Regions from separate parts of the Homo sapiens genome. Here region 2 is linked to region 1. A link is a loop called in an ENCODE intact Hi-C map of the cell type or tissue named here. Cell type or tissue: dorsolateral prefrontal cortex. All regions are shown on one strand. Each heading gives the region's core, and the rest is flanking DNA. Links, peaks and the distances in the headings are about the cores only. Region 1 overlaps EFNB2 (ephrin B2). Region 2 has its middle 42 kb from the start of LINC00460.

Region 1 (12,130 bases), core at 6,249-8,748:
CTGAGCCAAGGGAAAAAAAATATCTGGGCCCTAAAAGCTTAGTTATAACAATGTTATTTTTTCTATCTCTGAATGATTAAATGTGATTTCATTTATGTAGCAATACTATGATTGTGGCTGCATTAGATCACGCTGATAGAAAGATACAAAGAAAAACTAAGTATAATGAACTAACAATTTATTTTCACTCTTTCTCTAAGTTAAAAATTCCCAGTACATTCAAATGAACAATGAAAATAATTGCAGAATTGTCTCCTGAAATGGAAATAGATTTTTTTTCCCAAGCATTAGCAATTTCTTGTTATTTTTCAAAATCAGCCACTAAGCCTTTCAGAGCTTCTTGGTGACTATTGCAGGAGAAATCAGAATATTAATCTTGTGGTTTTATTTCAGAGTTCGCTGCCAGGAAGGAGGTATAATTGGGATAGGAGACTTTTTTTTTTTAGCTGTGTCACTGTTCAAGGAGGGGGGTTTGGAACCTCAGCATAAGAATTACACTCTGTGATGAGGATGTAGCAGGGGAGAAGAAAGGTGATTTTCACTATGGGAAGCTATACTTACATCAAGTATAAAATAGACTGAAGTCATTTTGAATTACGTTATACTTGTAAAGTTTACCTCCTGGAGTTTCAGTTAGTACCAGTGTACTAACTGGGTTAAAACAGTTCATGGCACCTTAGATCATTTCTAACTCATGGCAAAAATCTTTCCTGGTGGAACGTGTAACTGTATTTTAAATGCCCCTTTATAAGCAACCAAGTATTTGGGATGTTATTTTGATATTAGTAGTGAATTTTTCAGTATCTTCCAGTACCCTTTGCAAGTCACAGGTTGACTTAAAAGGAAAAGAAGCAAAATGCTGAATATAGCAGAAAAACTGTCTGCATTCAGACTGTTCAGCCCACTTTTGCTCCCCACGTGGCAAGCACACTCCCCCAAACAAGCAATAGCCTGTGGCTTCAGAGGAACCTACAAAGGCAGCATCTGTAGATTTTTCCTTCTTCAACTCTAAGACTTGAATGTTTCCCTCTTCCCCACACACTTTTTTTTTAAACCAAGAAATAAAAAAGTTTTCACTCTTAAAGGTGCAAAGCAGTTTCATTCTTATGCAACACAGCCTTCCTCCTACTGTCTTATAGTCTGTGGATGTTAAATTATAGATTCCAATTGAATTTTAATACTCTAGAGATTTTACATTTGTGGTTGTCAAGACCCCGTTTTGGTAAACCTAGGGAGCTCCGCACAAAAGCATTGATATTCAGAAAAGGCACTGACCTACAAATTAAAAGAAAAAAAAATCAAATAATGTGCACCTCTTGTGCTTCCAGTTTGACAAAGCAGAAGTCATCAGCAGTTTCTCCCTCTGCAGACGCAGTTCTCAATTCTATTTACAAGTAACTGCTCTACTGTGCCTGTTTTTCTCTTGCTGATACTCATTTAATTGTTTTTCTTTTGGATCTGAATCTTTGACTGTCTTTTCCCCCTCAAGATTAAAATAAATACATCTGTATTCCTCCCCTTTCTTTCTGTGCACTGCCCTTCAGATCTCATTTTGTCATTTTTCAGCTTAGTGTTGAAACTTTTAGCAACAAAAAGTCAGTTACTTACTTTGAGTAAGTAACTCAAAGTAAGTTAACTTTGAGTTTGAGTGCACTTTTGCGTGTAGGTTCATTTATGTGCTTGTGAATTTAAAAACATTGGGATTCCACCTGAATGAAGTAAACCAAACATTTTAAACTATCAGCCAGATAGAGACATCAGCCTTTCACTTCTTTCTATATGCAGACATATCCTAATTTTTTAGAAAAATCAAATAGGAAAATTCTCAACAATTAATTGAAGATTATAGCTCTGCTCTGAAATGGTCCAGAAATAGGATCTGCTCATAGAAACTCATAGTTTGAAGCCTCTGGGAGGAAAGGATACTTTAAAATTTAGTCACATATTTGGAGGAGGGAAAAGGGAAAGAGCAGAATGAAGAACTGAAAAAAATCACACACCGGGGCCTGTCGTGAGGTGGGGGACTGGGGGAGGGATAGCATTAGGAGATATACCTAATGTAAATGACGAGTTAACAGGCGCAGCCCACCAACATGGCACACGTATACATATGTAACAAACCTGCACGTTGTGCACATGTACCCTAGAACTTAAAGTATAATAAAAAAAAATTTTAATAGCCCCATTAAATAATTAAAAAGATTTTTTTTAGATTCACAGAAGTGTACAAAATTTTTAGGTTTTTTTTTTTTTAAGCTGTCTGCTGAATAGTTTCTTAATGGTCTACAATGTTTGTATCTACAAACAGATACTGTCTGCTTCTTACTACCCTTCCAAGACAAGTATTATTATGGCAATTATTGCCCAGTTTCCCGGGAAAAATTTATCCACAGTTACAGAAGAATGAGATGCAATTGTGAGACTGTAAAGTTTAAGCAAGCACTCAGAGAAGCACAGTGATATGTATGCACAGAAGAGGCAGTCTTTGTTTTGAGGAAAACAGTGAAAGTAAAGTTAATTCAAGACCACAAAGACAAGTAAATAAGTGCCTTATTTTTGTAGTTAATATAATTTCAGTGGAATGCATATTTCTACCATAAATGCATATAGAACTTGTTTGCTGACCTACTGTTTGGAAAACAAACAATCCCATTAGAAGAATGTCTTTGGGATTTATTTTTACCAGAAAATCAATCCTTTTTTCAGTCCCTTGCAAAGTACAGTGTTACAAGCCAAGACTTTGATAATCAGGTAGAAAATGGATTTAAATTGCAGAAATGTATATGAAACACTTTTGTTCCTTGCCCCTTGAACTTTAGGGGAATGAAAATGTCTAGCACTCTCCACCTTCTTTTCTCTCCTGGAACTTGAACTGTAATTCAAAGCCTGTTTCTCATTAAAGTACCTGGCAGCCTATCTCTTTACAGCTTGAGTTACAAAGCTATTCAGAGACCTCGCTGGTCTAAAGAGACAGAACAAGGATGTGTTTAAATAGAGCATAGGCTGTTGAAAAAAAAAATGCTGAAAATGGTAAAATGATTCTGTCCTTCCTTCCACTCCTCACTGCTGAGGTGGAGAGGGAATTCAGTTGGTGAACACCAGCAAGTGGCTGGTAAAAGTCCCCACTTTCTCTCCAGGGCTGCCACAGGACCCAGAATGAGTGGTGGGCATGTGTGTGAACCCTCTATTCAGCCAGAGTTTTCCCGCAACAGGTAGTTTGGTTGAAGAGGTTGACTAAGGTTGACATTGGCAGTAATAACACGTATGTTCTTCTGATTTACAAAACGATGGAGGAAAAAGGGGAGATTTTGAAGACCTGATTTCTGGTATACTTCTTAAGCATGCATAAGGCTGAAAAAAGAAGACAAGGGTTGTGGGAGGCTCCTGGTCTAGTGTTTACAGAACTTGGATGCTTGACAAACAGAGCGTCAAGCTAATTGTTCTTGAAGCAGGAAATCTGCAGTGGAGGAAGCAGGTGTGGGGGGATGATTACCACGTTTGGAAATGGCTGCATTAACTATTTTGCTCTTCTGAGTTTGGCCCCAAAAGAGTCCATAGACTTTTTGAAGGATGCCATCCCTTTTATTTATAGACTAACATTAAATCAGTCATTTGTGAAGGAAGGAGAAAGTGCCTAAATAAATTTGGAGTCAGATAGCATACGTGCGGCAGTGTTTCCGATATCCATTTCTCTTTATTTCTTTTTCTTTTTCTTTTTGGCTTTCAGCATCCCCATACTTTCAGAAAACTTGTGACTAAGAGTGAATTCTTATTTTTCAAATTGTTTTCAGACATTTCATGTTCATGTAAACTTGGCTTATTGATTTCCTGATTTTTCTTTATTTTTTTGTTTTGTCCATTTTATTTTTAATCAGCTACATCAAATGGGTCTTTGGAGGGCCTGGATAACCAGGAGGGAGGGGTGTGCCAGACAAGAGCCATGAAGATCCTCATGAAAGTTGGACAAGGTAAAGACCATCTGCTGCTTCATGACGCCACTGTGACCTGGTGTAGCCCCCAGCTAGTATGGTGCTAATGTTGCCGATGCCCACCTTCATTCGCTCTTCTTTTTAGTTTTCAAAGCAAACCCTTCTGCACTTTGAGCCACTGACAGATTTCCTCAAGTCAATGTACTAAGCTTTTATTGGAGATCTAAGAGTTAAGATCAGCAAGGTAGAATGTCTATTGCCATAGATAGATAGATAGATAGATAGATAATAGATAGATAGATAGATAGATAGATATTTCTTTTTAAAAAGCAAAACACTTTGGTTCAAAATCAAAATATCCAGAATGAAAACTAAAAGCTTGTGCAGTTTTGCTCATTTCTGAATCTTGACTACAGAAGAGTTTTGTTCATTGTGACTTTTCCAATATAGATAACCTATTGTGCAGAAAGAAATAATTATTCTTCTAATTAAAAATTGGTATAGTAGTCAATCAACTTGCTCAGTTAAATTGAAATGTCATCTGCAATGCTTTGCCTGCCAAATGCAAGAATCCCTATAGTTTCCACAGATGGCCTCACGTTCTAAACCTCTGAAATAACTAGTATAACCATTTTGTTTTAAAAGAAAAATTATATTCTTGTATTTCACAGTACTTTGCATAAAGACTCTTATGTTCATTGCTATTCATGCCTGTTGAAATATATATGCAGCTCCTAAAGCTAGATATTGTCAGATGTCTGTGCCGTAATTAATCATTTGTTTTTCATATAGATGCAAGTTCTGCTGGATCAACCAGGAATAAAGATCCAACAAGACGTCCAGAACTAGAAGCTGGTACAAATGGAAGAAGTTCGACAACAAGTCCCTTTGTAAAACCAAATCCAGGTATAACAGCATGATCTGTGTGTATGGAGGTCTGTGGGTACCACATTCTTAGTAGTATCTTAAAAGGTAGGGCAGAGTCTAAAGACTTCTAACCAGTTAGGATTAGCTGGAAGTTACAGTGATCAGGAATCTTTGCTGTCAGTGAGTCATTATTAATTACACTCAATAAGAACAAAATAACTCATTCCAATGAAAGTCATATATTCAAAGGAGTAGAGTTCATGAGCTGTAAGTGCCAGTTATTAGAACTACTCTGTCAGGCCAAAGGTTTCATTGGCTGACATTTTATCAAGCTGGTTGTCAACTCCAGCTTAAAGCTGATGTTAATGTATATGTAATTAATGTGCTAATCCCTCATCTAATTATATCTAAGCCACAGAGGGTTTAATTGATCCTCTTCTAAATTTTAAATGGTAACATTTTTAAATATTGCATAATAGTATTTTTTCAGGTGGTTATCGTTATTTTGTTTCACATTTTCCATGTAAAAGAAAATATTAAACAGGTCCCTGACAAAAGTGTAGAATACCAGATAAAATTGTCCGTCGTTGACCTTCGTTTTCTTAACAGTCTTGGAACAAATAGTTCTGTATTTGTTACCATGCTAATGAAGGTTTTATAGAGTAGCTGTTGAGCAGACATCAGCAGTTTTGTATTAGGATTGTTGTGTGCTTGCTTGGTCGTTGTGCAAATTTATCGTCTGCAGCAATATTCCATCCCTTTCCAAGAGTCAAGGAGGGAAGTTGTTATTTCTAACTTTCAATGACAAGATGTGTCAAATTCTTGTGACAAACTGATAAATGGATAATATAATGATGCCAGGCAGTTTTTTAGTGCTTAACATTTGGGCTGGCAGTCTGTTCGGTGTGAGAGTTTCTGCTGCCTTCCAAATATATTTTAAGTGTAAATCAAATAATACAGACGAGTTACGAGCTGAACATTTTCCCAGGCCCCCTCACTCCTTCCGCGTTCCCGAGCTGTTCTGTTCTGCCAGGAGGCAGGGCTCTTCTTTAGAAGGCAGGCCCTTTGAAGGTTTGCATGAAACTCCCTTTCTCAAAGGAGGCGGAAGAGCAATACCACATAAACGCTCACCGCTGACCTGGAGAATTGGCCACTTCCCTTTTTCTTCCCTGCCGCTGCCCCAGGCTGGCTGACACGGGTTAGAAGATGAAGCAAGATCAAGGGCTGGCTGTCACCGACAGTCTGTGCTCTTGCTGGATAATGATACAAAGGAAACCCTGTGGCTTGGGAGGGTAGGGAAGTCCCTCCTAGAGATACCTCTCATTTCCTTTTGCGTTGAGCTCTTAGACGAGGTATTGGCGAGGCAAAGTCCAGCTTCTAGTTAGTAATAAGCCTGGCTTATTTTTCACATTTTTAAGGGTCATAAAAGCAGTCCGTCTGCACTGGGACAGCAGTAACTATCTCTGACCTTTTCTGTCTCCGCGTCTGCAGGTTCTAGCACAGACGGCAACAGCGCCGGACATTCGGGGAACAACATCCTCGGTTCCGAAGTGGCCTTATTTGCAGGGATTGCTTCAGGATGCATCATCTTCATCGTCATCATCATCACGCTGGTGGTCCTCTTGCTGAAGTACCGGAGGAGACACAGGAAGCACTCGCCGCAGCACACGACCACGCTGTCGCTCAGCACACTGGCCACACCCAAGCGCAGCGGCAACAACAACGGCTCAGAGCCCAGTGACATTATCATCCCGCTAAGGACTGCGGACAGCGTCTTCTGCCCTCACTACGAGAAGGTCAGCGGGGACTACGGGCACCCGGTGTACATCGTCCAGGAGATGCCCCCGCAGAGCCCGGCGAACATTTACTACAAGGTCTGAGAGGGACCCTGGTGGTACCTGTGCTTTCCCAGAGGACACCTAATGTCCCGATGCCTCCCTTGAGGGTTTGAGAGCCCGCGTGCTGGAGAATTGACTGAAGCACAGCACCGGGGGAGAGGGACACTCCTCCTCGGAAGAGCCCGTCGCGCTGGACAGCTTACCTAGTCTTGTAGCATTCGGCCTTGGTGAACACACACGCTCCCTGGAAGCTGGAAGACTGTGCAGAAGACGCCCATTCGGACTGCTGTGCCGCGTCCCACGTCTCCTCCTCGAAGCCATGTGCTGCGGTCACTCAGGCCTCTGCAGAAGCCAAGGGAAGACAGTGGTTTGTGGACGAGAGGGCTGTGAGCATCCTGGCAGGTGCCCCAGGATGCCACGCCTGGAAGGGCCGGCTTCTGCCTGGGGTGCATTTCCCCCGCAGTGCATACCGGACTTGTCACACGGACCTCGGGCTAGTTAAGGTGTGCAAAGATCTCTAGAGTTTAGTCCTTACTGTCTCACTCGTTCTGTTACCCAGGGCTCTGCAGCACCTCACCTGAGACCTCCACTCCACATCTGCATCACTCATGGAACACTCATGTCTGGAGTCCCCTCCTCCAGCCGCTGGCAACAACAGCTTCAGTCCATGGGTAATCCGTTCATAGAAATTGTGTTTGCTAACAAGGTGCCCTTTAGCCAGATGCTAGGCTGTCTGCGAAGAAGGCTAGGAGTTCATAGAAGGGAGTGGGGCTGGGGAAAGGGCTGGCTGCAATTGCAGCTCACTGCTGCTGCCTCTGAAACAGAAAGTTGGAAAGGAAAAAAGAAAAAAGCAATTAGGTAGCACAGCACTTTGGTTTTGCTGAGATCGAAGAGGCCAGTAGGAGACACGACAGCACACACAGTGGATTCCAGTGCATGGGGAGGCACTCGCTGTTATCAAATAGCGATGTGCAGGAAGAAAAGCCCCTCTTCATTCCGGGGAACAAAGACGGGTATTGTTGGGAAAGGAACAGGCTTGGAGGGAAGGGAGAAAGTAGGCCGCTGATGATATATTCGGGCAGGACTGTTGTGGTACTGGCAATAAGATACACAGCTCCGAGCTGTAGGAGAGTCGGTCTGCTTTGGATGATTTTTTAAGCAGACTCAGCTGCTATACTTATCACATTTTATTAAACACAGGGAAAGCATTTAGGAGAATAGCAGAGAGCCAAATCTGACCTAAAAGTTGAAAAGCCAAAGGTCAAACAGGCTGTAATTCCATCATCATCGTTGTTATTAAAGAATCCTTATCTATAAAAGGTAGGTCAGATCCCCCTCCCCCCAGGTTCCTCCTTCCCCTCCCGATTGAGCCTTACGACACTTTGGTTTATGCGGTGCTGTCCGGGTGCCAGGGCTGCAGGGTCGGTACTGATGGAGGCTGCAGCGCCCGGTGCTCTGTGTCAAGGTGAAGCACATACGGCAGACCTCTTAGAGTCCTTAAGACGGAAGTAAATTATGATGTCCAGGGGGAGAAGGAAGATAGGACGTATTTATAATAGGTATATAGAACACAAGGGATATAAAATGAAAGATTTTTACTAATATATATTTTAAGGTTGCACACAGTACACACCAGAAGATGTGAAATTCATTTGTGGCAATTAAGTGGTCCCAATGCTCAGCGCTTAAAAAAACAAATTGGACAGCTACTTCTGGGAAAAACAACATCATTCCAAAAAGAACAATAATGAGAGCAAATGCAAAAATAACCAAGTCCTCCGAAGGCATCTCACGGAACCGTAGACTAGGAAGTACGAGCCCCACAGAGCAGGAAGCCGATGTGACTGCATCATATATTTAACAATGACAAGATGTTCCGGCGTTTATTTCTGCGTTGGGTTTTCCCTTGCCTTATGGGCTGAAGTGTTCTCTAGAATCCAGCAGGTCACACTGGGGGCTTCAGGTGACGATTTAGCTGTGGCTCCCTCCTCCTGTCCTCCCCCGCACCCCCTCCCTTCTGGGAAACAAGAAGAGTAAACAGGAAACCTACTTTTTATGTGCTATGCAAAATAGACATCTTTAACATAGTCCTGTTACTATGGTAACACTTTGCTTTCTGAATTGGAAGGGAAAAAAAATGTAGCGACAGCATTTTAAGGTTCTCAGACCTCCAGTGAGTACCTGCAAAAATGAGTTGTCACAGAAATTATGATCCTCTATTTCCTGAACCTGGAAATGATGTTGGTCCAAAGTGCGTGTGTGTATGTGTGAGTGGGTGCGTGGTATACATGTGTACATATATGTATAATATATATCTACAATATATATTATATATATCTATATCATATTTCTGTGGAGGGTTGCCATGGTAACCAGCCACAGTACATATGTAATTCTTTCCATCACCCCAACCTCTCCTTTCTGTGCATTCATGCAAGAGTTTCTTGTAAGCCATCAGAAGTTACTTTTAGGATGGGGGAGAGGGGCGAGAAGGGGAAAAATGGGAAATAGTCTGATTTTAATGAAATCAAATGTATGTATCATCAGTTGGCTACGTTTTGGTTCTATGCTAAACTGTGAAAAATCAGATGAATTGATAAAAGAGTTCCCTGCAACCAATTGAAAAGTGTTCTGTGCGTCTGTTTTGTGTCTGGTGCAGAATATGACAATCTACCAACTGTCCCTTTGTTTGAAGTTGGTTTAGCTTTGGAAAGTTACTGTAAATGCCTTGCTTGTATGATCGTCCCTGGTCACCCGACTTTGGAATTTGCACCATCATGTTTCAGTGAAGATGCTGTAAATAGGTTCAGATTTTACTGTCTATGGATTTGGGGTGTTACAGTAGCCTTATTCACCTTTTTAATAAAAATACACATGAAAACAAGAAAGAAATGGCTTTTCTTACCCAGATTGTGTACATAGAGCAATGTTGGTTTTTTATAAAGTCTAAGCAAGATGTTTTGTATAAAATCTGAATTTTGCAATGTATTTAGCTACAGCTTGTTTAACGGCAGTGTCATTCCCCTTTGCACTGTAATGAGGAAAAAATGGTATAAAAGGTTGCCAAATTGCTGCATATTTGTGCCGTAATTATGTACCATGAATATTTATTTAAAATTTCGTTGTCCAATTTGTAAGTAACACAGTATTATGCCTGAGTTATAAATATTTTTTTCTTTCTTTGTTTTATTTTAATAGCCTGTCATAGGTTTTAAATCTGCTTTAGTTTCACATTGCAGTTAGCCCCAGAAAATGAAATCCGTGAAGTCACATTCCACATCTGTTTCAAACTGAATTTGTTCTTAAAAAAATAAAATATTTTTTTCCTATGGAAAAAGTGCCTTCAAAGTACTTTTCTTCTTTTCTTTTCATTTTTCTTTCTTTTTTGTTTGTTATTTTAATTTGCCTTCCTTTACTCTATTTCCCCCAAAATTACAGTTAATCCAGAGACTTCTGTCTATGGACACTGTGTGCCCACTTTTCAAATCGGGATGTGCACATCACACAAATATTAATTTTGCTAAGAGCCGTGAGCTCGTTATTCCCCATAAAACCACAAACTCTCATTTCAAAAATAATATGCAATTGTATAAAATCCTAATAATCCTCAACAGAAAATCTCTCTAGTGGCACCTGAATTGCACAGTCAGAATAGTTACCTACAAAGTTAGCTGTCTCAGGAAAAAGAGGGAAATGTACTCTTATCTTACACTTAATTCCAGATCGATCTAGTGTCCATAGAAGCAAAGCAGCGGTCTATCGCTTCATTTTTCTTAACAGAATAATCCTAGGGAGAAGGAAAAAGTCAAATGTTTTTGTAAAAACTTAACATTGATGAGAGCACATTTTGAGATACTGGTTGAAGGCAAGCCAGAGGCCAGCTGTGAGTTTAAAACACACTTTCAGTGGTCATCTTCCTGGGGAAGGTAACTATGTACCCTGAGGGGTGTGATTGTTTTTCAGGCCTCTTGTAGTCCTGGGTATTAAGACTGATCACTATACTTCCTGGGTAGCTTTTTAAACAACCAAGAGTCCCCACCCATGGCAGAGAACTTCACACCCTTGAGATCTGAGTGCTAACATCTTTACATTATCTCAGGTTAATCCCTGCCATAAGAGTGAGACATTTTAGGTAGGGAGAATAGGAAAAGGCCCCTGGAGTCAGGAAGCAAGCCAGAAGAGTTCCCAGGTCTGACTGACTTGCCCAGGACCACACCCCAGTCAGTGGAAGAAACCATATGTTTCAAAAGTCCATAGGTGATGAAGAAAGGCTGGTTTGGACACAGGGATCTACACAGCTTAGCACAGTACTTGTACTAGAGAAATGTTTGTTAAATAAATGCCTCCCTTCATCAGCAACAACAACAATCCCCGGAGGCCCAGGGTTTTCGTGGATGGTAGAATCGTAGTTTCATCTGTTCCAGGATTTTCTCCTGCTGCACCCACCTGCCTTCAGTTGCAGATCCAAGTTGATGGATGCAATTTTATGGCCAAGCCACTAAGCTGAACCCTCGACCGTGTGCACCAAGGTCATTTCTAGTTAGTTTGGGCAAAAGAAAAGAACCAAAGTGAAATCATGCATTTTCAACCTTTACTTTGTGGTACCTATTACAACATAAATTACCGAATACACAATGTCATGGTTTGGACCCTGTTTTTAAACCACGTTTTCTGAGTAAGCCAAGCTCAGCTAAGAAACAAGATTTGTCCACTTGTTCTTTTCACCTGGGAAGAAGGAACACACGCAGAAGCTCCTTGCAGAGGGCGTATAACCAGATGCCCTTTGTTCTGTCTCAAAGGTGAGCCCAGCCTGCTCTGAGCACGTTACTTCTCTGCACAGGCGAGCGTCCCTCAGCCAGCAGCCAGCTCTCTTTCTTATCAACTCCCTTTTTGGCAAAGCAGATGGCCATTCAAACCCTGGGATAAAGGTTCGCAATGGAAATGAGAAAAAATAAAGTATTCCTTTCTGGGTAACTGCTGTCCAGCTTACTGTCAGTCTCTGAACCCAACCCAGAGAAGAATTAGCAAGAGAAAAAGTAAACTCCAGAGTAGTAAAACTCACTTTCCTAATGTAGGTTAAAAAAAAAAAAGAAAGAAAAAGAAAAAGGACCATTACCCTACTTTTTGGTTGGGTAGCAAATAGGTCTCAGGTGGCTCAGGAGACACAGTAGCTACTGCAGCACCAAGGACACTAGCCTGGATGTGCTACTGCTTTGGTTTTTACTTTGGATGGATTTTTGAATTACGTTTGTGATATTTACACTATACACTTACTTGAAGGCAAATTTTCAGTGTTGTCATGGAAAAGAGTATTTCCTACTCCGATTCATTATTCCAGGTAGAGAATCATTCATCAGTGATTTGAGGGGGGGGTACTAAAATATTGCATTATTTGTAACAAAATATAGCAAACCAGGTAGGTTAATCCATTTTTAGATATGTCCCAAAAGCTAACGATACATGCAGCTTAAGATTTTTATACTTTGATAACTTGAT
Region 2 (12,130 bases), core at 6,207-8,706, 75 kb after region 1:
GATTCAAACGAGGTACCACGAAGCTGATTACTTCCTGCAAAAAAATGGGAGGCGAACTTGTACATAAGGGAAGAATTATTCCTTTTTCTTTTCTGGCTTCTGCCTAAAATGGAAATTTTCCTGAAATTGAAAATTTTAAATTTTCTTGTTAATTGCAGTCACTACTTCTGGGAATGAACCTTAGACGCTCCGTATTCCCAAGAAGGCTCTTTCTCAGGGGTTTATAGAACAACTTGGGCTAGCTGTGGTTCTTTTGCACTCAGCTGAGAAGGGAGTGGTTGCACCCTACTTCCCAGGCCTTCCACAGGCCTAGTGCTGGCGGGTGGGCGGGTGAGCAGGCAGGCTTCTCTCAGGTGACGGTGACAAACTCTTGCAAACGTGCAATAGAAAGTGGAAGGGGAGTTACCTTCCAGAGACTGGGTTAGCTTAACCTTCCCCTCCCACATTGTACTTTTCACTATAAAGAAGTAAAAAGGTCAATCTTCCCCTTGGGACTGGTCTCACCAGTCACTTCGATAAAAGATACTGTCTTGAGTGACTTTCCAAGCCCCGGGCTAAGTCTGGAGGTCAGAAAGGGTCAGGAAGTCCCCCCCAGGGAATTCATTCTCCAATTCCCCTCCCCTTAGGTGTCGTTAGGTTGGCCTTTGTTTGCATTCAGACTTCAGGAACCTTTGTTTTCAGCTGGGCTGGGCTTTTTGCTGGGGTCCCACATTGTGATGTGTGTGGTGGGCTCTGAATTTTAGATGTGTCTGTTCCATTTGGTTTTCACTTTTTTGACATAGTTCAGTATCTGAGTCATTCATTGCCTTTCCCTGTATTTGAGCTCTGATTAATAGCTAATAGGACGAGTGGATAACACTTACACAGTGCTTACGACGTGCCAGGCGCTGCTCTGAGAGCCTTACAGATATCAACTTATTAATGGAAATTTCCAGGTTTCCAGTCTGCAGAATCTTTCGTATCAGGGCAATCCATATTTTTAAATTCAACCAATGCGGGTAAGAGGCTCACATGGTGCAAAGCATAGATGCAAAGAAGAGGAATTGAGTGGCTACCCTTCCCGAGCCTCCCGTGTGAGAACGTGAGTTTACAGGTAAGTGTTTCCTGTGGTAGGTTTTGATGGATGTAGAGAGATACACAGATAAAGTACTAAGGGAGGCTCAAAGGAGAGGAGGAACTCACATTGGGTTGTGATCATCATGAAAGAGCCACTTTGGGGAACAGCAAATATTTTAAATGGCAGCGGTGGGAGGGGAGCATGAGAATCACGTGCCATGTGCAGGCACCAGAGGGAAGCTCAGGCTTGTTCAGGGGCAGTGACAGCCAGCTCCTGACCTCCAAAGCTGGGACAGTAGACGGCCTATCTAAAAAACCTGGGGGTTTTCCTAAGGGCAAATGACAGAAGAGTTGTTTGTATTAAATGTCAGGAGGATAAAGTGTAGAGCCAGGAAGAAGAGGAAGCTACTGTAACAGTCAAGCAGAGAGGGAATGAACCTGGAGACGGAGCAGTGGCAATGGAAATCAAGAGAGCTCAAAGCGAGTTTGGGCTGCTGAATCTCACAGTAGGAGGCGAGGAAGAAGGGAAGAGCCCGCCACTGTTCCAGAACTTTTAAGGCTGGCATAATTCTGTCATTAGTTACAGAAGCTGCGGATTTAGGTGGGATATATGCGTGTGTCACTCCGCACAGGGGAGGATAATTGTATTTGTTTTGGACATGTTGAGTTTGAGGTCCTGCTGAGACATTAGGACAGTAGAGGCACGCCAAAATGACCAAGCCAGCGCTCTGCCAGTGAAAGTCTTACTGCAAAATAAATGCACAGAGTAAATATAGTCATTCAACTATGTCATAGTCTTACTTCTACCAACAGACCAAAACAATTATCAAGAGTAGAGTTCTTAAAGAGGTCTGTAGCAGCCGGGCGCGGTGGCTCATGCCTGTAATTCCAGCACTTTGGGAGGCCGAAGCGGGCGGATCACGAGGTCAGGAGATCGAGACCATCCTTGCTAACATGGTGAAACCCTGTCTCTACTAAAAATACAAAAAAATTAGCTGGGCGTGGTGGCGGACTCCTGTAGTCCCAGCTACTCGGGAGGCTGAGGCAGGAGAAGGGCGTGAACCCGGGAGGCGGAGCTTGCAGTGAGCCGAGATCGCGCCACTGCCCTCCAGCCTGGGTGACAGAGCGAGACTCCGTCTAAAAAAAAAAAAAAAAAAAAGGTCTGTGGCATGACCTCACCTAGTTATTTTCTAATATATATACGTATGTGTGTGTTTTATGTCATTTACCTTTGAATAATTCACATGAAAATAAAGATTACATATGTGTGTTTAGTTACTGCTAAATACAGAAAACACAAATTACAAACAGGCATAAAACAAAAACAAAATCAAAACTGTAACGGACTCATCACCCAAAGGTAAAAAACTATTAACACTTTACTGTATTTTCATTCTTTGATAGTTTTTTTCAATGTGTAAGTTTTCCCCCGTGTATTTGTAATCATAATTGTAATTTTTAAATCATTAAATCTGATTCTGACCTGCTTTTAAATCAGCTGTTGTACACACTCCCTGTGTAATCATCTCCCATTAAATATCTTTAGGGAACTTAGAAAAAAATTATAGTAAGAAAGAAAATAGAGCTGATAGAATTCTACCTGTTCTTTGGGCAATCCCCATAACATTTTTTTGTTTTTTTTTGCTGCTTTGCAATTTTCCAATGTTTGGACGTCTATTAAATTAAATAGAAGCTACCAGCATCTACTTTTATTTGTTTATCTTTGGGTGTTTATCCTCAGAATGGTCAGTAAATTTACATTATTTATGAAAGTGGAGTATAGCCCCAGATGCTAACAATAGTATAGTTTGTTATAATTCCACATTTATGTCCAATGTACATTGGAAAATACTAAATTTTCTGCCAAGCTTCTATAAAATCTAAGGAGTATAGGGGAAATGCTTTGCAGTTTCCATCATAAGGTAGATGAGATTAAAAAGAAATTAAACCCAACTCAAATATTCATAAATATTTTGAAGTTATTAGGGTAAACAAGATTCCTTTCTCATGCCTTTTCTACTTTCAACCAAAGGAAAAACACACTCAGTTCTCTTTAGTTTGTTTATATCAGAGGATACTGACCCTAGAAGCAAATACCAACCACACCTGTGGGACTGTTCCTAGGCCATTTGACATCCAGGTGGGGCTGATCCCTGGAGGAAGTTAATCTGTAGGGATCGACTTAATTTTCACTCATCTCTTCAGACTTTGTTTGCCTTGGAAAGCATCCTGAGGGACAGGATCCTTTAGGAAGATTTTCAAGAAGCCCCCTTAAGAATATTTTTTCCCTGCAAGGCCAGGAAGTGCCATTTTGTCCAAAATAATTGGAATTCAAACCTCAAAAAGGCTGAATTCATTTGAAAATTTGAAGTGTCAATTCAAGAAGGTTTTACATTTTGTAATGTTTTCTTATCCATGGCATAAGGAAGCATACAATTTGAAAGTTAGACTTGCTTAATTTAAAACCCATATTCTAGTTTTGTACCAGTGTTTTATCTGGTAATATTTAGTCCTAGTATATGTAGGCTGGGGACAGGATAGAGTCCAGTATGAATACCACATACAAATTATATGTTTATAATCACATATATGGCTATGATTTTTTCATTTTATAAAAATCAAGTTATTTTCTTATTAATGATAAAAACATCCTAACATTTTGTGTAATAAATTGCTTTTTGTGAAGTATTGGAAGATAACTCTAGGAATCTTTTTGTATTCACTGGAGGTACTGCTATTTAAACAATATCCTCCCCATTTATGATCAGAGCCAAAATGTTTTTAAAACATGATGCAAAGTATTACAACGTCTCATTATGGGGTTGAGGTTTCCTTTAACATCGTGTTTATGGATTTGAGAATCAAGTAAAGATAATAATTGAAGGGTTGTCTCTACTCAGCAGTTGAGATGGGAGATGGGGGAAGACGGTGTCAGCAGAAACCTGGTTACACGCAGTCAGCTCTGCCCTCCTCCATGGGAAGGAAGGCAATGCCCAAGGGTTGCCTTTGTAAACTACTCTCTTGATTTGTTCCTCAAAATTTTAAAAAGATTTAAAAAGTGTCTACCTACCCATTTTATTTTAATGCTAATTTTGAGTGGGCTAAATGGGACATTTTGATGTGTGGTACCGTTCACATGCATAATGGGTTCAGGCTGTCTCTGTGCTTTGAAAAGTCAATGTCTTTCGTGTGCCTGGTTGGTCAACTTTAATTGGGAAGGTGCTCAATTCTCCATTTCATTAAATCCCCACCAACCAAGAACAAAAGTGAAACTCTTAGTTATTATAAAAATGGAAAAACAAAAATCATTTAAAGTCATGCCTCAAAGAAACCCATCCTGAAAAGGACAAACCTGGGGGCCAAGATCACATGTTCTATGACAAACAGCAACGAAGATGTCCACCAGATATTCAGTGATCTTCAGAAATGATTCTGATATTCAGAAATCGTTGGAAATAGCTAATGCACCCGGGCCTGAATACCTAGGGGATGGGTTGATGGGTGCAGCAAACCACCATGGCACACATACACCTATGTAACAAACCTGCATGTTCTGCGCATGTATCCTGGAAGTTAAAATAAAATTAAGAAAAAAAATTGTTGGAAGTATTGGGAATAGCTACTTGTTATTTAGCACTTCCCTGCCAGGTTCCTTATCAGCATTATCTAATGTAATGTTCATAACAACCGTGTGGAATAGGATTTATTACTAACATTGGAGAGTTGAGAAAATAGACTTCAAAGTTAAATAAACTTGGCCCACATTTCCCAACTAGTTAAGGGGTGAAGCCCTGACTTGAACCCCACAGCTCCTCCTTACACAAAGACCCTGCTTTTGCTTAATTTTTATTCTCTTTCTTTGTGCTTTGGGATCTAGCATTCTGAATAATTTAGTAACCATTCAAAAAAAGGTATCTTATCCAAACTAAAAATAATTACATACAGAAAAGATAGTGTTTCTATATACTAGATTTCTTAAGAAGCAAATTCTTTTAAAAATTTTTTTGGAGGGATGAGTTGAAAAACGACCTCTTGGGTAACTATGCTTACTATCTGGGTGCAATCTACCCGTGTAACTAACCTGCACATGTACCCCCGTCTTTAAAATAAAAATTGAAACTTTAAAATTTGACTAAAAATGATGTTTTTCAAGCATAATAAATATTCTCACATTATCTAATCCTTTACATAAATGATAACTAAAAGCAGCTTGAACTTAGGGAATAAAAGGAAGACACCAGGGTTTTCCCATTTCCCAATAAAGCAGAGAAAAGCTGCTTCATTCCACCACTTGGGAAAGACATCACTGTAAAAGCTTTGGGAGTGGTATCAGGCTGTCTAGAGAGCTTATATTTAATCAATCGCATATGACTTCCCTCACAGTGGATGAGCTGTTCAGCTGGGTACTGAAGGGCAACCTGCCAGCCTCTTTACTCATCCAGCCTTAGTTTTCTTTCTGGATTTAAGAGGTCCTGGAGTCTTAATGATATTCATCTGTTATCACTTTCAGCTTAAACAGCTAATCACAGTGCACGTTATGTTTGATCAGTTCTTCTTTCCCGGAGAACGTGAAAACAGAGCAAGATGCTGGCACCAGGAGACGTCAGGAGAACCCGGACTCTGATGGGGTAGTGTCCCTGCACTGTATTTTATCAAATGACATATTGATCCGTGCCTGCCTAGGAAACCAGTGGGGGGCAAAACTGCTGAAAACTTTTAGTGCTTTTCAAATAGGCAAAGACATTTACAAAACAATATCTTTGTAATGACTGTCAGAAGCGCATCACTGTCTTTATGTGGAGAGAGATTTAGAATAATTAAATATAGTAGTCAGTGGGACAGAAAATGGAAAATTAGTAGAATAAATTAAATACATTTTCTCATTTGGAAAAGAAAACAGATACCTTTGGTGATTTGGACCCACACTCTTCAAGAAGAGACAATTAACTCTTTTTCAATTTGTTTCCAAAAAAAAGATAATTATGTAGTACCCTCTGTTGCAATTCAACTCAGAGCATTTTGTCAATCCCTTGATTTAATGACGGATGTTTAAACCTAATGGCATTGCAGAACAAACTTTAAGATGGCTACAAACCAGATGTTCTCAATATTGTCATTTTGGGAAGCAAAAAAAAAAAAAAAACAAAAAACAAAAAAACAAAACTTTGTTTCACATTGCCATGGGCAAAAAGAAAATCTGTTGAAGAAGCTGCGGGATGACGCAGAGCCAGAGTGTAAAGAGGGATCCTAAATTGTATTTGTATTCCAAAAACGAAAGCTCACCCGCTGCAAATGAGGGTTTTCTGGAAGTTCAAGAGATCAAGTTCACTTTTCGTATGACATGCACGTTATTTTGAGCAAGTGAAATGTGAGTGTTCCTGTCGTCATAACACGGAGAAGGTAAAAAGCTGGGCATTCACAGCTGCGAGGCCAGGAGTTGACACGCAGCAAAGGAACCTCAGACCTTTGCATCTTCAGCCACACCTGCTTCTCCTGTCGCTCCCCGGGGTAGAGCAAGCGGCTCGGCAGTCTCATGATTTCTTTCCCTGACCAGCCGGCAGTAGTTGGGGGAAATGGTAAGTCACAGCTGTTACTAAAAAAAAAAAAGAAAAAAGAAAAATCAAAGTTCTGAAATTCATGTACCTATAATAAGAATATAAATACCAGGTACTTTTGCCTACTTAGCCGATTCTAGTTGTATATTTTGTCTCCTTTCCCCCGATTTTTCCTCTTCAAAGCAACTTCTGAAGTTCATTTTAACCAGACTTCTCTTATAAAACAAAAGGAATTTGGGGACAGGTAACTCTTAGCCCCAGTCTTTGCCCCGTCTGAATCTGAAGGCTTTTCTAGTTCCCTGATTTAGAAAAACAACTATCTTCGTGGCCACGGTTGTTTCCTGCTTTCTGCCTATTCATCACTGCACATTATTAACCCGGAGATATGAAGCACCTCTCACCCGCCCAAATTGTATACTGTTTCTAATGTAGATAACCATCTTTATAAGGCAAAATGAAGAATCAGTTTATTGCAAAAATAATCATTTAAAAAAATTTGTCAGAATAGGCTAGTAAGAATCAACTCCCAAATGTCAGTGGCTTAAAATAAGAAAGGTTCATGTACATCCTGGGTGGTGGCATTGTCCCTTTGTTACCCGGGTAGTCAGAGTGGCCACCATCTTGCACATAACTGGTTGCTGTAACAGAGAAAGAGACAGCTCTGGAGGGATTTGCACCCCCAGGGAAACACTCAGCCCAGAAGTGACCCATCACTTCTACTTGCGTTGCATTGGCTGGAACCAGTCACGTGGTCCCTGTCAGTACCAGGAAGTACTGAGAAAGAGGGAGGGAACAAGAAATAGTCTGCAAATGGCAGGTAATTGTTATCAATCACAGGGAGTAAACCCAGTGAGCTCTCTCATGCCCATCCTGACTTTGAATTAACTTATGCTGCCTTTCAGTGGTTATTCTCAGAAGTGTTAATATCTATTTTGGTGAGCATGCGTGATCATTAGATCTTTTTGTTTCCGTTTAATGAAAAGTTAAAAAAAGGCATAAAAGATTTTGTTCCTATGAATGTTTAACTTCGTAAGCTTTAAGGAATCTCAATAGTCGTAGGTTGATAGGACTACGTTCCATGGTCTGGGCAGGTAGATAAAATCTAGTGCAAGAAATCTCAAAAGACTTCTAAAATCTGGCAAAATTTTGTCAGCTCTTTCCCATAGGAGGTTCATAATCTTGTTTCATTATATCATTTCTTAAAAATGGTATGAAATTCATAAAAAGTACCTAGAGAAAGATGAGTTAAAATAATACATTGTTGTATGAAAATTGACTCAACTCTTCTGCATAGCTCCTATTGGGTTGAAATGCTAATTATGACATTTTCACTTTTGAGAACTTCAGAAAGATTTCTTTTGTGCAACTGTTGCCAAAAAATCAGCATGATTGGGGAGCTTTCTCTGAGCTCTGTGTATTGTACTCAGTGTAACAGAGAACAGCAGGACAGCCCTGTGGTGGGCTGCCTCATCTATTTTTGTTTCACTAACTACATTCTAGTAAAGACACATAATAATTGCAACATAACAGAAGCTTTATGTTCCTACATAATGATGAAAGAATATCAATAACGTAGGCTCCAAGGCAGAGAAGAGACTCAGTGCTATTTCCTTTTCAGTCTGGAGGAAGCCAGAATGAACTATCAATGAAGGTTATGGTCCATCAGCCTAGAAATCAATAGAAAAACAAGTCATTGCACAGCACAATTCATCCAAATTGCAAGGGTCTTTATGAAATCTTTAGGAGCAGAAATATATCTTTCCAAGTACACTTTGACTTTAGAACATTTTCAGTGTACCAGATAGCAAAACTGTACTTTGCTGAAGTGTTACAATATCACAACAGCCACTAAGTTAGGGATTTGAAGTTTATTTTATTAGTACTAAGCAAACCCCAGAATAGATAAAACAGTTTTATGGCCTACATCTGGTCGAATAATAAAACATACGGCTGTACAGTCAAGAATCTGCAGCTGTAAGTTACTATAAATACCCAACTCAAGATAGTGACAGAGGTACTCACACATGGGATTCAGTAAGGTTTCTCCCTCTACACATCAGAGGTTGAATATTCATAATTCTCGGATATTTGGGATAGGATTCGCTAATTAACCATTTTTTTTTTGTTATAGCTGTTACTTCATTCTGATTATTTTACTTTATTTGTTATAGAGCTATTGTAGGTTCAGGAAGGGACCAACATAAACACTTTTATTCTTTATTTGACATTTTATATTTGTGTCACAATTCTCTACAGCCGGTCTGCAGCTAAATCTTCCTGTTGGCTTTAGAAGAATATTCCAAGGAAGAAGAAAAATTTCACCTAGGTTTCTTCATACTTTAACAGACTTACTGTGTTGAGAAGTAATATATAAGAAACGTAAGGTGTTGCGGTGAGGAAGCTGTGAAACTAAAGATGTTTGAGAGAGAGACAGTGGAAGAGAAAAATCATATCCCTACATCTGTTAAATTATTTCTATGTCACTAGCTCTGAGCGCTACACACTGGTCATATATCTATCAGAAAAACAGGGAGCTCTAAACAAAATTTATCCTCAGGCACACTGCATAATAAAAATGAGGTACTTGCCTATCACAAAATTGTACTATATCCTAGCTCCTTATTCCAAAGAACTGTCTTTAGGCTGCAGTAAGCAGGGGAAGCAAAGAGCTTTAGTGAGTTACCCTAGGTCTGTGTCGATGAAGCGAAGGGCCTGGCAGAGGTGGTCTTCTTCTTTCTTTGTGGAGGTGGGGTCGGCGTCGCTGGTGTGAACATGCAGCCTCTGGCTGATATGGAAAGTAGCAGATCAGGAATTTTCGAGCCACTTTGCTCAATGAAGGTGGAGAAGACCACCAGGCAGGCTGTGCTCCAGGCATGGTTCTGGGGGCTCTGGATGCATCAGTGAGCAAAGCAGAGATCGGAGGCCTTGCAGGGTTACCTCCTCATAGGAGGGGGTGGGACAAGAAATAAATGCCTGACCCGTTAGATTAGTAAATTAGAAAGCATAATAGAAAACCGGGTGCAGTGGCTCACGCCTGGAACCCCAGCACTTTGGGAGACCGAGGCGGGTGGATCACGAGGTCAGGAGTTTGAGACCAGCCTGGCCAACATGGTGAAACTCCGTCTCTACTAAAGATACAAAAATTAGCCAGGTGGGGTGGCACGCGGCTGTAATTACTTCCAGCTACTTGGGAGGCTGAGGCATGAGAATTGCTTGAGCCCAGGAGGTGGAGGTTGCAGTGAGCTGAGATTTTGCCACTGTACTCTAGCCTGGGCAAAAGAGCAAGACTCTGTGTCAACAACAACAACAACAACAACAAAACAAAATACCTTATTAGAGCGTCATGAGTCCCATGGGAAAACGAAAAGAAGGGAGCGGGTAAAGAGGATTGGGAATTGGGATGTTTCAATTTAGAACAGAGAAGTCAGAGAAGTGACGGAGAAGTGCCATTTGAGCGATAATTTCAAGGAGGCAAAGGAGCCAGCTAGGCTGACTTCTCGGGAAGATCATCCCAGCAGGAGCATCAACCAGGGCCACGTCCTTCCTGTGATCTGTCCTGTGATCCTTCCTGTGAGCATGTGCCCGGCTGTTAGAGGAACAGCGAGCGAGCTGGTGTGGGGTGAGCAGCAGCGGAGGGAGGCATAGGAGATGAGGTCAAAGAGACAGCAGATGGAGTGGGGACAGATCATTTCAGAAATGGGAGACACTACAGGGGCTTGGCCTTTATTCTTAGTGCTCTTTAAGTCATTTGGCAGCTTTGAGGAGGGTGGCATGCACCAACTTATATTTTTAAAAAATCACTCTGGCTGTTGAGTTTAAACTCAAAGATTAAAACAGGGAAACCACTTCGGTGAGTGTTACAGACATCCAGGCAAGAGAGGATCTTGGACTAAGAGTGAAGCTGTAAAATCTGGGAGAAACATCAGATTCTGCTGCATTTTGAAGATAGAACCAACAAGACTTTCTGATCAATTGGATCAGAAAGAGAAAAATTAAAAATGATCCCATCAAATGTCTTTTGATTTTACCTGTGTCATTGGAAGATGGAGTTGTCATCAGATGAGATGGAAAAGTTGACCCTCAGGCTGATTTTTTGGGGGAAGGTCAGTAGTTCAGTTTGTGTTGGGTGAGAATTGAGACATGGCGCACCGGTTGTTGAGGATCTTTATTGGAATAAAAATTTCTTTTTTTTTTTCCCCTGCCTTGTGGTGCTGATGTAATAAAAATTTCTATTTAAATGATTTATTTACAATTTGGAAAATGAGTTGATTTAGTTAAATAACTGAACGGTAGTACTAAGACATAGTGTCACAAGAGTCGTAAGGGAATGGTTGTAATTTGGGAACTCCGGTGCAAATCACACAGCTGGTACTTGCAGAGCTGAGTTCATGTCGTTCCTTTATGGACTATTTTTCATGACATACGTGGACTTGACACAAACACATATTACACTGTGTGAGAGACTCAAAACGGCAAGTGATATTCAAGTGAACTTTGTCTTTGATATTATAAAATGTGAATCTGGGACCAACTTGTTCACATACTTGTGGGTTGAAAAAAGATCTGAGTGTTTTGCTTGAGAGCCATCAAGGTGATTTTTAGTTATCTTAGTGGAAATGTAAAGAATCAGGAAAGGTGTCGTTTCAGTTTGTTTTGGATTGGTCAGCTGAGATCTGCAGAATGACAGTTCTGGGGGCTACAATTTGAAGAGAACTTTGGCAAAATACAATGTGTCCAGAGTGAGGCAATTAGGATGAAAAATGATGTGAGATCCTATGGCAGGAGGAATGAAGAGAAGAATGAGGGTGATACATAAGATTAAGAAAAATGTCTCTAGATGTTTGACGGATAAAATATAAGCTTTGTATTTAGAAGACAGATACAACTCCTAAGGGCTAAAATAAATGGGAATTGCAAGGAGGCAGAGTGCATCTCCAAAAAATGCAGGTGCTTCTCACCAATGAAAACATCTGGGAAAGGAACAGGCTTGCCTTGTGAGCATGGAAAACCCTATCACCAGGAAGAATCCAGCAACTGTTAGATACCCACTGTCAGGGATTTTCACTGAATCATTGAAATCTAGAATTAAAAAGAGTGTTACAAATCCAACATAGGAATTCTACTAGAAGAGGAGTCGGGGTATGAGACTCCATGAAGTTGTCCAGTTCCCAGGTTCTGTTACTCCAGGGTCTCTGTAAGTGCCCCCACTGGGTTGCTTCCCCATTTGTGCTATGAAGCACAGGACTCAGGCCCACCACAGGCTGAGTGTGGAAGGTTGCTGGGTAATTCTCTGCTTGGCCCATTTCTGTATTCTCAGACTTCTAAATAGTTGAGTTGTAAGCTTACCAAAAGTCAGTTATATTTGTTCCCAGAACTGTTGATGCTTGCTATTGTAATTACATGACTTAATTCACTGTAAGGTAAACCGGTGATGTCTGAATGTGAGAAGGGATTTGTTATTTCTGTGAAATCAAAGCAATTGCTTTGGAAGATGGCCATGAGAGAGGAGTGAAGTTGCT

Evidence for each region. A loop is a pair of places that touch in the nucleus more often than their neighbours do. Peaks named below come from ENCODE experiments on the same cell type or tissue, not always from the same donor. Only the 100,000 strongest peaks of a DNase experiment are listed, where the experiment ranks them.
Region 2: it touches region 1 in a loop (2.7-fold over the local background); 6 of 110 quality-filtered maps call a loop at or near these places.

The regions. Positions count from the first base shown.
Region 1 is chr13:106,487,586-106,499,715 of GRCh38, reverse strand. It overlaps EFNB2 (ephrin B2), which reads left to right. Exons shown (of 5, transcript NM_004093.4): 3 at 3,876-3,968; 4 at 4,722-4,835; 5 at 6,288-9,971. The coding sequence ends at 6,676. LOC124903247 (a long non-coding RNA gene) reads right to left here and starts at 11,271. Exons shown (of 2, transcript XR_007063940.1): 1 at 11,081-11,271; 2 at 9,916-10,421. RefSeq lists enhancers at 5,389-6,588, 6,736-7,236. In dorsolateral prefrontal cortex, for the core only: a CTCF peak has its summit at 7,554; DNase peaks (open chromatin) are centred at 7,605, 8,055 and 8,525; H3K4me3 peaks cover 2,500 bases; H3K27ac peaks cover 2,500 bases.
Region 2 is chr13:106,412,070-106,424,199 of GRCh38, reverse strand. No RefSeq gene overlaps it. Among named protein-coding and RNA genes, the nearest start is that of LINC00460, 42 kb to the right of the region's middle. RefSeq lists an enhancer at 363-1,008. In dorsolateral prefrontal cortex, for the core only: no CTCF peak of the experiment used is centred there; a DNase peak (open chromatin) is centred at 7,316; H3K4me3 peaks cover 431 bases.